Linked DNA regions of Homo sapiens: regions 1 and 3 are each linked to region 2. Evidence: chromatin contacts called from ENCODE Hi-C or POLR2A ChIA-PET data. All regions are on one chromosome and are shown on one strand. The core of a region is the stretch at or near the end of the contact, and the rest is flanking DNA. Distances in the headings are between cores, read along the strand shown.

What was found. Hi-C counts contacts between places; a loop is a spot of excess contacts on that map. ChIA-PET counts read pairs that join two places held with the same protein, here RNA polymerase II (POLR2A). Pooled maps may share reads with other maps.
Region 1: a map of endothelial cell of umbilical vein shows a loop between it and region 2 (7-fold over the local background). The contact joins two enhancer-like sites. A Hi-C loop is called at or near these places in 4 of 168 maps with a recorded cell type or tissue (cardiac septum, endothelial cell of umbilical vein, heart left ventricle and 1 more) and 3 of 50 pooled maps.
Region 3: a loop to region 2 is called in a map of heart right ventricle, with 4 times the contacts of the local background. The contact joins two enhancer-like sites. A Hi-C loop is called at or near these places in 11 of 168 maps with a recorded cell type or tissue (Right ventricle myocardium inferior, aorta, ascending aorta and 5 more) and 7 of 50 pooled maps. POLR2A ChIA-PET finds 5 or more read pairs at or near these places in 1 of 52 experiments (OCI-LY7).

What each region holds. Positions count from the first base shown.
Region 1 is chr9:14,236,943-14,240,035 of GRCh38, reverse strand. The region is part of intron 2 of NFIB (nuclear factor I B); the gene reads left to right. Among named protein-coding and RNA genes, the nearest start is that of NFIB, 76 kb to the left of the region's middle. RefSeq lists an enhancer at 1,111-1,872. Within about 2 kb of position 1,840, at least 6 of the 41 ENCODE cell types and tissues checked have a DNase peak (open chromatin) inside an H3K27ac peak, as active enhancers do; they include endothelial cell of umbilical vein, where a contact is called at or near this core.
Region 2 is chr9:14,094,895-14,098,063 of GRCh38, reverse strand. The region is part of intron 10 of NFIB (nuclear factor I B); the gene reads left to right. Among named protein-coding and RNA genes, the nearest start is that of LINC00583, 170 kb to the right of the region's middle. Within about 2 kb of position 1,428, at least 13 of the 41 ENCODE cell types and tissues checked have a DNase peak (open chromatin) inside an H3K27ac peak, as active enhancers do; they include endothelial cell of umbilical vein and heart right ventricle, where a contact is called at or near this core.
Region 3 is chr9:13,899,059-13,902,046 of GRCh38, reverse strand. All of the region lies in intron 6 of LOC101929507 (a long non-coding RNA gene), which reads left to right. Among named protein-coding and RNA genes, the nearest start is that of LINC00583, 27 kb to the left of the region's middle. Within about 2 kb of position 1,451, at least 5 of the 41 ENCODE cell types and tissues checked have a DNase peak (open chromatin) inside an H3K27ac peak, as active enhancers do; they include heart right ventricle, where a contact is called at or near this core.

The sequences.
Region 1 (3,093 bases), core at 591-3,090, 140 kb before region 2:
TTTAATGGAAGGACAAAACTAATATAAGTGGAAACCATATTCCTCTTCTTTTATTACATTTTTTACTCATTCCTTTTTATGATTTTATTTCTCTTCATCCTCACCATCCCCTCTAAATTTTCTTCAGTTTGTTTCTACATTGGAAAAGTGAAATGTAATGTTCTCTTTAACATATAAACTCTTGCACTCTCTCCCTCTGGAGGGTATCTTTCACTGTTTTCATAATTTATTCTGCTGGGTAGAAAACCCCAGATTCCTCCAATATTCTGAAAATAATTTGTACTTTTTGTAGATAGAAATTTCCTGTTTCGAAGCTTCTCTCATTATAATCGTGTAAGGTTCTTGTGGTTATGCCTCATTGATCACATGGATATCATTATAAAATAATTTGGCTCATATTTGGATTTATATGTTTATGTATCTTTAAGTTAGAACAGAGATTCCTTTCTCATTCTTATTTAAATGTTGTTTTCTTATCTTTTCTCTTTCTGTTTTCCTTCATAGATAATAAGTGACTTGTAGTATTAGATCATACACAACTGGTAGTTTCTTCTGTAACTTTCATCAGAAATGAGTATTGTGTCTATCCAGGAGTTCCTGCACTTTTTCCTGAAGGAAACAGTTTGTATGTTAAGTATACCTCTAAACCTTATTCATTTGAAGTAATAGTCTTAGAACATATACACATGCCATTTTCCTCTTTTCCTCTCTACACCGTGGATTTGGAAATTATGGAAGCTTTTTACAAAAAGACCTAATGGGATTTATGTGTTATTTTCTTTGTGACCATTGTGTGAAAACAGTTTTCAAAGTTAAGTTACTGTTCTCCTGTGTAACATTGTGAATACAAAATACTACAAACCTTTTTGGTTAAATGATGGAGGAGAATCAATTTGTTCTTTAGGACAAATTTCTTAATTTTAGTTTCTTAGAATCCCTATGTAATGGGCATATTACCGACTGCTCTTGCAGAATCAAATGTAACTCCTTTTCCTATTATAAACTATATTGTATAACATAACAGCTTTTGAATAATTATCATGTGATGTACTTTCACCATCAGTTGACCTTATGCTGTTTAGGAGACACCAGGGAGTCCTGGGAATTAGGAAACAAAACAGAGAAGGGAAGAAAAAAAAGCAGGAACTGAATTTCCTTCATTCATTCATTTATTTTTGAGAAGGGTGGAGAAGCCCACAGATTTATATCTCGGTTGGGTGAAATTGTGTTACTGTTTATCTGTACCTTTTTCCCCCTGTGGCAAGAGACGTGGAGAATAGACACTCACTCCCAAAGATACCAAGTTCCAAAGCACTGAGTCATGAGTCCACAATGAAATACTAGGATGCAGCCATTTCCTACCTTTGTTTGGAAATGAACTGATTGGACCAGGCGGATGTAAGCCCTCAGCTGCAGGGCTTTACAGAAGGAAATGCTTTTGGTCTCTCTTAGGTACTCGATGCTGTTCTGTAACTTCTTTGTATTTGACTGAAACAACCAATGTGAAAATGTTTCCTAGACTATATAAAATTCAGCGCATGCACCCTTCTGTCTGTTTGTGCACATATACTTTTTATGTGATGGTAGGGAAAGCATCAACTGCTTTTAATGCAGTGAATTTTTAATGTAACCTTACGTATTAAACTCTTCACAAGACTGTCTCTCTTGAGTAGTCTCATTTATATTTGTAGCCCCTACTTTTAGTGGTGACTTCCAGGTGCTGTGTGATCTGACCCTTGCCTCCCTCTCCCCAGTGAGTCACTCTGCCTGCCCTTTCAGTAGCAGCAATACTACCATCCCTCCAGTACAGCTGAGCCTCAGGCACTTTGCTCTGTCTGTCCTTTCTGCTGGGAACCGTTTTTTTCTCAGATGATCGTAGGTAGGGCTTGCTCCCTTACCTCATTCAGAGGAAGACTTAAATTACATGTGCCCCCAAAATCTCCTACCACTCCAGCTACCACTCTCTTCTTCCCAGGTCTTTTTCTCCTTACCCTGCTGTACTCTTTGCCCCATAGCTACCTCACATATTTCATATTCATTTGTTTCTTGGTTTACTGTTTCTTACCCCTCCTAGACCGTAAGCCTCATGTGGGTTAGGACTTTGATAATCTGCTGTTTTGCCCAGAACCCAGAATATGGTAGAATACACACACACACACACACACACACACACACACACACACACACACACACTGTTATACCTAGCAGGGTGAGGAGCTTACACACACACACACACACACACACACACACACACACACACACACACACACACTGTTATACCTAGCAGGGTGAGGAGCTTGGTAGATCAATAATAAATGTTTATTGAATAAGAAACAATGTAGATCGGCAAGAGATGTTGCTGACCTCTTATATTGGGCTATTTGGGAGTTATTTAACTTTTGGATGCCTCAGCTTTCCCATCTGGTATGTGGGGACGAGATTTTGCATACCTTGGAAGCATGTTGGGAAGTCTGATTAATAATGAGTAGTAATCATGAGCAGTGAAAAGATCAGACACCAGCTCTGTTTAATGAGAAGGTACATAGACATAATGAAGAGCTTTTGTGCTCAGTGGGCAATGGTATATCTTAGGTGGCCAAGCTTTTCCCTGTGTGTGCTGGCCTTCGGCACTTTTTGGGTGTTAGGGATTTTGATGATCTTCTGAAGATGGATGAGAAGAGGGCTAAGAATGGCTAAAGCTTGGAGAATAATTTGGGGAGTCACAGTAAATCAATAGGATGAGATAGATGAAAGAAATTGGCTCTAAAGAGAGCATTGGAAGTTTTAGATTGTCATATTTACCACCTTCAGTTCTCAGACCTGATAGTTTTCAGTGACGTAGCCTTTTAGGAATTTCAGAAGTGTGATTTTACCTTGAATTTATTAGGGCTAAATTCAATTGTTTATGTTTATGCAGTTCATAATTTTGCAGTTTAGTTTGTGTGGGTTAGTGGCCCTACTGTTCAACTGGATGGCAAATCTGTGCTAGGAGGATACCATATGCACAAGTATTTTCTTAAATAATGTTGGCGTTTGCCACTGGTGTTAGGGGAAGAAGAAAAAAAAATGAGAGCAATTCTGGAAGCCCTCCAG
Region 2 (3,169 bases), core at 179-2,678:
TAGCAGTTCCTTTCTGTGGGTTGAATACTTCATTCTGTAGTTACTTTACACATGTTTTTCTAAGAAATTGTCGTTTATTACTGCAATTCTAGAGAGTTGCTTGATTTCTCAAGAGAAATTTAGCAGCCAGTAAAGGTTATTTGGATCTGGTTGGTCAGGAGAGGGAGGGCAAAAAAAAAAAAAAAAAAGAAAAAAGAAAGAAAGAAAAAAAAAGTGTGGGGGGGTAATAGCTCTCATTTTATCCATGTAACTTAATTTGCATAACACTCACCTCAGCCATTTTCCTTGCTTTGTTCATAACATTTTCTTTGTAAAATGTATGCTCTCAAAAGAATGAATATTTAAACAAAAAATAACTTTCAATAATGGGTTGCAAACCATATGTTTGTATTACATATATGTGTTTGTGTGTGTATGCATCTATATGTGTGTGTGTATGTAGTGTGTGTGTATATCTCCACATATATGTGGCATACGTATGATAAGGGCAGTATGTCCTTAGGTAATATAAAGAGTTAACTTTTATTTCAACATTACACTTAGAACATCCCCGCGAATTCACTAGGTTAGCATTTCCTGCTCTCAGTTTGTTATCTTGACACATAACTACAGTACAACAGCTGGGTTGTTCCTGGAGTTCCTGGGGGGAGCTTTATTCTCCGAGTGCTGAATTTCCTTTTCAGCTGTCAGCTCTAAAGTGTGTTCAAATCCTCAACTTTTTATACACCATTCTGGGCCCCTAGCACCACTCTGGGACTATGATAGAAATGCTGATATGGTAGATGAATGGAAGAATCTTTGGTTCAAGGTGGAGAATTGCAAAAACCAAAATTTCACATGATCATTGTTTGGTAAAGGGGCTGCTAACTACTTTTGTCTTTGTATATGAATATTCTTTTTAAAGGAATTACTCTATTCTCATCAAAATTATTTGCACCTGTTATGAAATCAAAAATAAAAACATTACCATTCTTAAAAATGATCTTGATATGGTTTTCACGGACGCACAACATCTGTGGTCTGGCTTTTGAATAATATGTTGGGATTTGTCGTAGTTTTGCCTAACTTTCTCCATTTATAAAGAAAGATTTGTACAACACGACATTTCCTTTTTATCTAGGCAAACTCTTCAGAACACTTCCTAAGAAATTAATTGTATTCCAGCCAGACTTGCATGCTGCCATCCCACAGGAAATGGGTCAGCAATCCATTAAGATGCCATTAGATAATCTAATTTGGAACTTAATCTCTAAATTAACCATGCTCCATACTTGAAGCGTACTTGAGAGAAAGAAAAAAAGTTTACGTTTGAATCGATAGGGGAGCCGAAGCGTGAAGAAGGCTGTTTGTTTTTTCTGTAGCTGTGGTCACGTCTCAAGCCGTCTGGTAACCAGGAGAAACCAGACATGATGTAATTCCAGATTGAACTTGAACTTCAGGGACTTAGGTTGGGGGAACAATGGACCATAGGAATCAATAATGTCCATTTTCCACATGATTATGTTTGGAGCTTTAAGTTAACCTTTATGGGAGAAGCAGCAGGATCTGCAGTGTGACCAAAATGAGATGATCCTGAGACAAGATGTTAGAGGAAAGAAAACAACTTTTTTCCGTGATATTTTCTGAGCAGGACTGCAGATTCCAGCAGGATTAGAAAAGTTCCCGCTCTGCAGTAAACCGGTGGCCTGTTCAGAGCACTCTTTGTTCGCTTAGGTAGGACAAACTTAATCTTACGTTTCCTGTCGATGATTTTTGGCAGCGCTACTGGAGAGGGAGGAGCGTGATTCTGAAAATTCCCAAATGTAAACCTTGCTGATTAACCCTTTGTAGTGAAAGGAAGTATATTAAACCCCTACTTTATTTGAATATGTTTTATGTAAAGTGCCATATTTACAGATGTAGTTCGTCCGTAAGAAATCAGTTCCCTCGACAGCCAGTGCACCATTTATTAGCTTACCTTTTTGGTTCTCATTTTTGCTAGTGCTGTTAGTAGGGATATGATGATTTTTTTAGTCATATTTACTTAAATAACAAAGACTATGAATGAATAAATATCATAATAAACATAATAAATGATAAAAGAAATGGCAAAATCTTAAGGTCAAGTAATTGAAGAACACGAATTTTGAATATTCTGAAATTGCAGAAAGTTACAATTATTCTCTCTTGCTCACTTTGTTTCACACACAGGAAGATCTTTTGCCCATGTAAGATCTTTTGCCCTTGTGAACAGAGTAGCAAGCATGATATTAAAATGTGTTCAGTTCTTTAATCATTTGTAATTTTATGCTTCAGCATTCTGATACAAGTAAGTTTCACCTTTAAGAGGTAAAATTGTGCAAATAATGCTGATTTTTGCTTTTAACTGAAAATCATTTATAAAAGAATCTCTTTTTGCTTTGTATAAAACTTATATTTCTATTTGATTTAGTATGCCTTGGGTGATTTTCTCTAGTGAAAGGCACTATTTTGAAGCACCATTTTTGTAGAGAATTTTATCTGCTGTTAAAGCATCACATATGCAAATAAGAGGAGCAGTACCACTTTTAACAATAGCATTGAAAAGAAGCCCAGGGTAGAGAGGAATACAGACAGAAAGAGGCTGGAAATCAACATGTGGGCTTCTCCACTGTGCTGTGGTCTGTGGGAGGAGATAAAATAATTGCTCTGAGCCTGATAATTGTATAATTTTTAATTGGCTAAAACCTCCCACAGCTACCTGAGTTCTTATATATGTATGCATGTGTGTACTGTAATTTATTTATAATTAGTCATCTTCATAATAATTTTTCATCTTTCATTTTCAGTTCTAAAATTTGAAAAAGATCAAACAATTTTTTTATAAGTCCTTAATTTGGCCAATTGAGGAAGAGCTTTTTTCTTATTTATGTTTAAACCGAACATTTTAAGGAAGTTTTTATTTAAGTGTAGGTTGCTATATCGAAGGCTTCAAGTATTATGTAAGAGTTTTTTACTAAACGAGTGCAGTAATTATAAGGAACACATTTAATATTTAGTGGCAGTGCTCCCATATGGAGTGGCTTTTTCTTGCCCTGTGCTCTTTATTAGATAAAATATTTCAATGGTAGATGCTATTATTTTACTTAGAAAGTGCTAGCACTCACGCATGGTAAAGTTAACATTCAATCCACTGTGCCCTAAGAACAAA
Region 3 (2,988 bases), core at 202-2,701, 200 kb after region 2:
AATAAATATAACAATATACTTTAATAAAGGTTATATGAATATGGTCTCTCTGAAAATATTGCGCTGTACTCACCTATTTTTGGACTGCAGTTGAACACAGGTAGTTGAAATCGTGGATAAGGGGGACTACTGTGCTTGCTAATGGATTATTTGTTTTTGAAAAAAGTGAGCAAGTAGTTGGCCAATCTTCCAAAAAGTACCCTTCTAGATCTCAACTTTTCATCATCCTCCACAGCAAAAGGAATGGAACAACATTGTGCAGCACTTCCTAAACTGATATCAAAGAGCCAGTTAGTGCTATCTGACAATTACCTTTGCACCTCATCAAGGAAGATTCTAGGCAAATACAACCTCTCATTATGTCTTGGCAGTGGACAATTTCTGGTCTTCCTAAAAACAAAATGTAAATCACCTCAATAAAACTTACCCAAGACATTCTAGACTTAAGTGGGGCTTGGTGAGGGAGCAGGCAAGAGAGTCTATTTTTACATTTTAAAGAGAAGACAAAATGGTGGATAAGTAACTGAGAAAGCTTCATGTTACACTTCATGTATTTCCTTCCTCCTTCCGTGAGTCAATTTAACAGTGAATGAAAGGGATCAAACAGATAATACTTCTAACATGGCATCTCCTCTACTTTTGTTTTGTAATCCTCGCTCCAGCAGTTGCTACTTGTGTAACCTTGGGTGATTACTTAAATCATCTGTAAAATGAGAGTAAGAAGAGTCCTCCTCTCAGAGCGTTATTACTGGGATTGAACATGGTAACACAACTAAGGCCCTGGAACAGTGACTGACACATAGTAAATATTCAAAATTATCTTATTATTCAATTTATTATGCAAAAAGAATTTTTTTTGATGATGTCTGTGCTGTTCCTGTTCTTGTCTCATGCCCAGGGTGACTGTGTTGCTTCCTGGGTAATGTTCTTTTGGAGATTCTACCAAGGAATCCCAAACCCCAAAGTCTTACTCCACGTGCTCAGCAGTGCTCAAAAGGCCTTTAACAGGGAACAAAACCTCTCACCCCTCAAATGCTTAAAAGGCAACTCTGGCTTGAGTCCAAAAAAGATTTTTTAAGAAAGTAATTTTTGACACTGATAAGGCCAGAGAGTCTCAGGTATTCCCTGGAAGAGAGAGCAAAGGCAAAAAGAAAAAAAAAAAAGCCACATCCCACTGTACCAAAACAAATCTGAACCTCCTCAAAATTTCACCAACATTTCATTCATTCGAAGCTTTGAATAAAAAGCAAGAAAGTAACACAGCCCACAGGGCATTTTTTGGGACAAAGAAGATTCATTCCCAGGGCTGCAGATTTCCTGACACCTGGGGATATGTTAGTGCACATGAATAAATATTCCATTGTTTTGAGGATCTCTTTGTAAGTATCTTGCTTCAAGAATGACGGGTGACGTCAATCAGGAAAAAATCCCCAGTGAATCCTAGGACTTATTGCTCCAATTAAGCAAGAAGACACGTTAGAGCCTGAAAGATTGGGTAATAATTCATACCTGTTGTGTTTCGATGTTAACTGTGAGCCTAAATGTAGACTCTAACCTCTCTTAAGCATAATTTTTTTCTACACAATAGCTCAAGGCCTTGAATATTTAAGAAAATTACATATAAGGAAATGTTAAAAAAAAATCTCTCTGAAAAAAAGTACATGGCTCATGAAAAATAAATCTGGGTAAATTAAGTTATGAAAGATGTATTTCAGTTAGAGCAGGAGCTTTGAAGTGCATTTCCTGTGCAAAAACAAAAACTCGGCTTCCTAGATGATAAATTGCCAACACAATAGCCTTTCGGGTATCACAGGAGCTTGCAGTTTATCTGGGCTTCCAGGTCACCCTGGGTTTAAGCCTGACTTACTGTCACCCTCCCTTCAAGGGTACTGGGACTTCTGGTGCGAGGCAGCATTTAAAGCCCTGGAAGAATGTGTTTCTTTTTGTGAGGAAGTATCTTGCTTTTTCTGACAGCTGCATCTGGCTGCCTGTTGAGCCTAGTTTTCTTCTAAGAAATGATTTTTGGAATAAGGACCGGAAGGCCTTACTCAGCTGACGAGGAAGTAGGATTATACAATAGCCGTGAATGTGGAATTTGGAAACAAACGTCCTGGGTTCAATCCCAGTTTTGCCAATTCCCTAGTAGGGTGAGCTTGGGCAAGTTAATTCATTCTTTAAACTTCAGCTGCCTCAATTGTAAAGGGGATAAGACTACCTAAGAGAGTTCCAGTGAGGGTTAACATGGAAAAATGGAAATAAAGAAGCACTTAGTGTATCACTGGGCATAAAATGAGCCCTCGAGGAGAGTTAACTATTATGGTTAACTCAAAACATGTTAGGATATAAGATATTGGTAGGGGTTCTTTTGATCAATGGTTTAACTGAACTACAATCAGAATAGATTTACTTATATATAAATAAACAAAAATTATGAGGGCCTTCTATAGACAAGAATAAAGCACTCTCAAGCTTTTGCAGGGGCTATTGCCCTCAAGTAGCATGACTCTAGTTGAGTTGATTAGACATGCATCCGCATAACAACACCAAGTAGAAAGTGGCAAGCTATAAGAGAATGTAGTTAAAGTGCTACTGGACTTAAGAAGAAGGAAGGATTATAATCTAGTTGAGGGAAGTCAGAGAAGACTTTGCAGATGAAGGTCCCGTGGTGAACATCTCTTTATTTTTCATATATTGACAACAGGGTTCATATGATTATATTGACTTAAAAATTTCAGACTGGAAAGATCTACCTTCTATAGTGTAAAGATTTGGACATGTCTGAGAGAGTTCAAGCTCAATGTATATTCTCTGATTACAGTAATCTCGGGCCATAAAAGTCAGTATCGCTTTAAAATGAGAATCAGGTTTGGCTTTTCCCCAGAGGACAGTTGGCCATTTGCCCAGTGGTCTGTGCAGTAACATACTTATACAAACTTTCCTAGTTTGAAAAGAAAGGGAGGGAAGCAGGGGAAGAAAACAGAGGGAAGC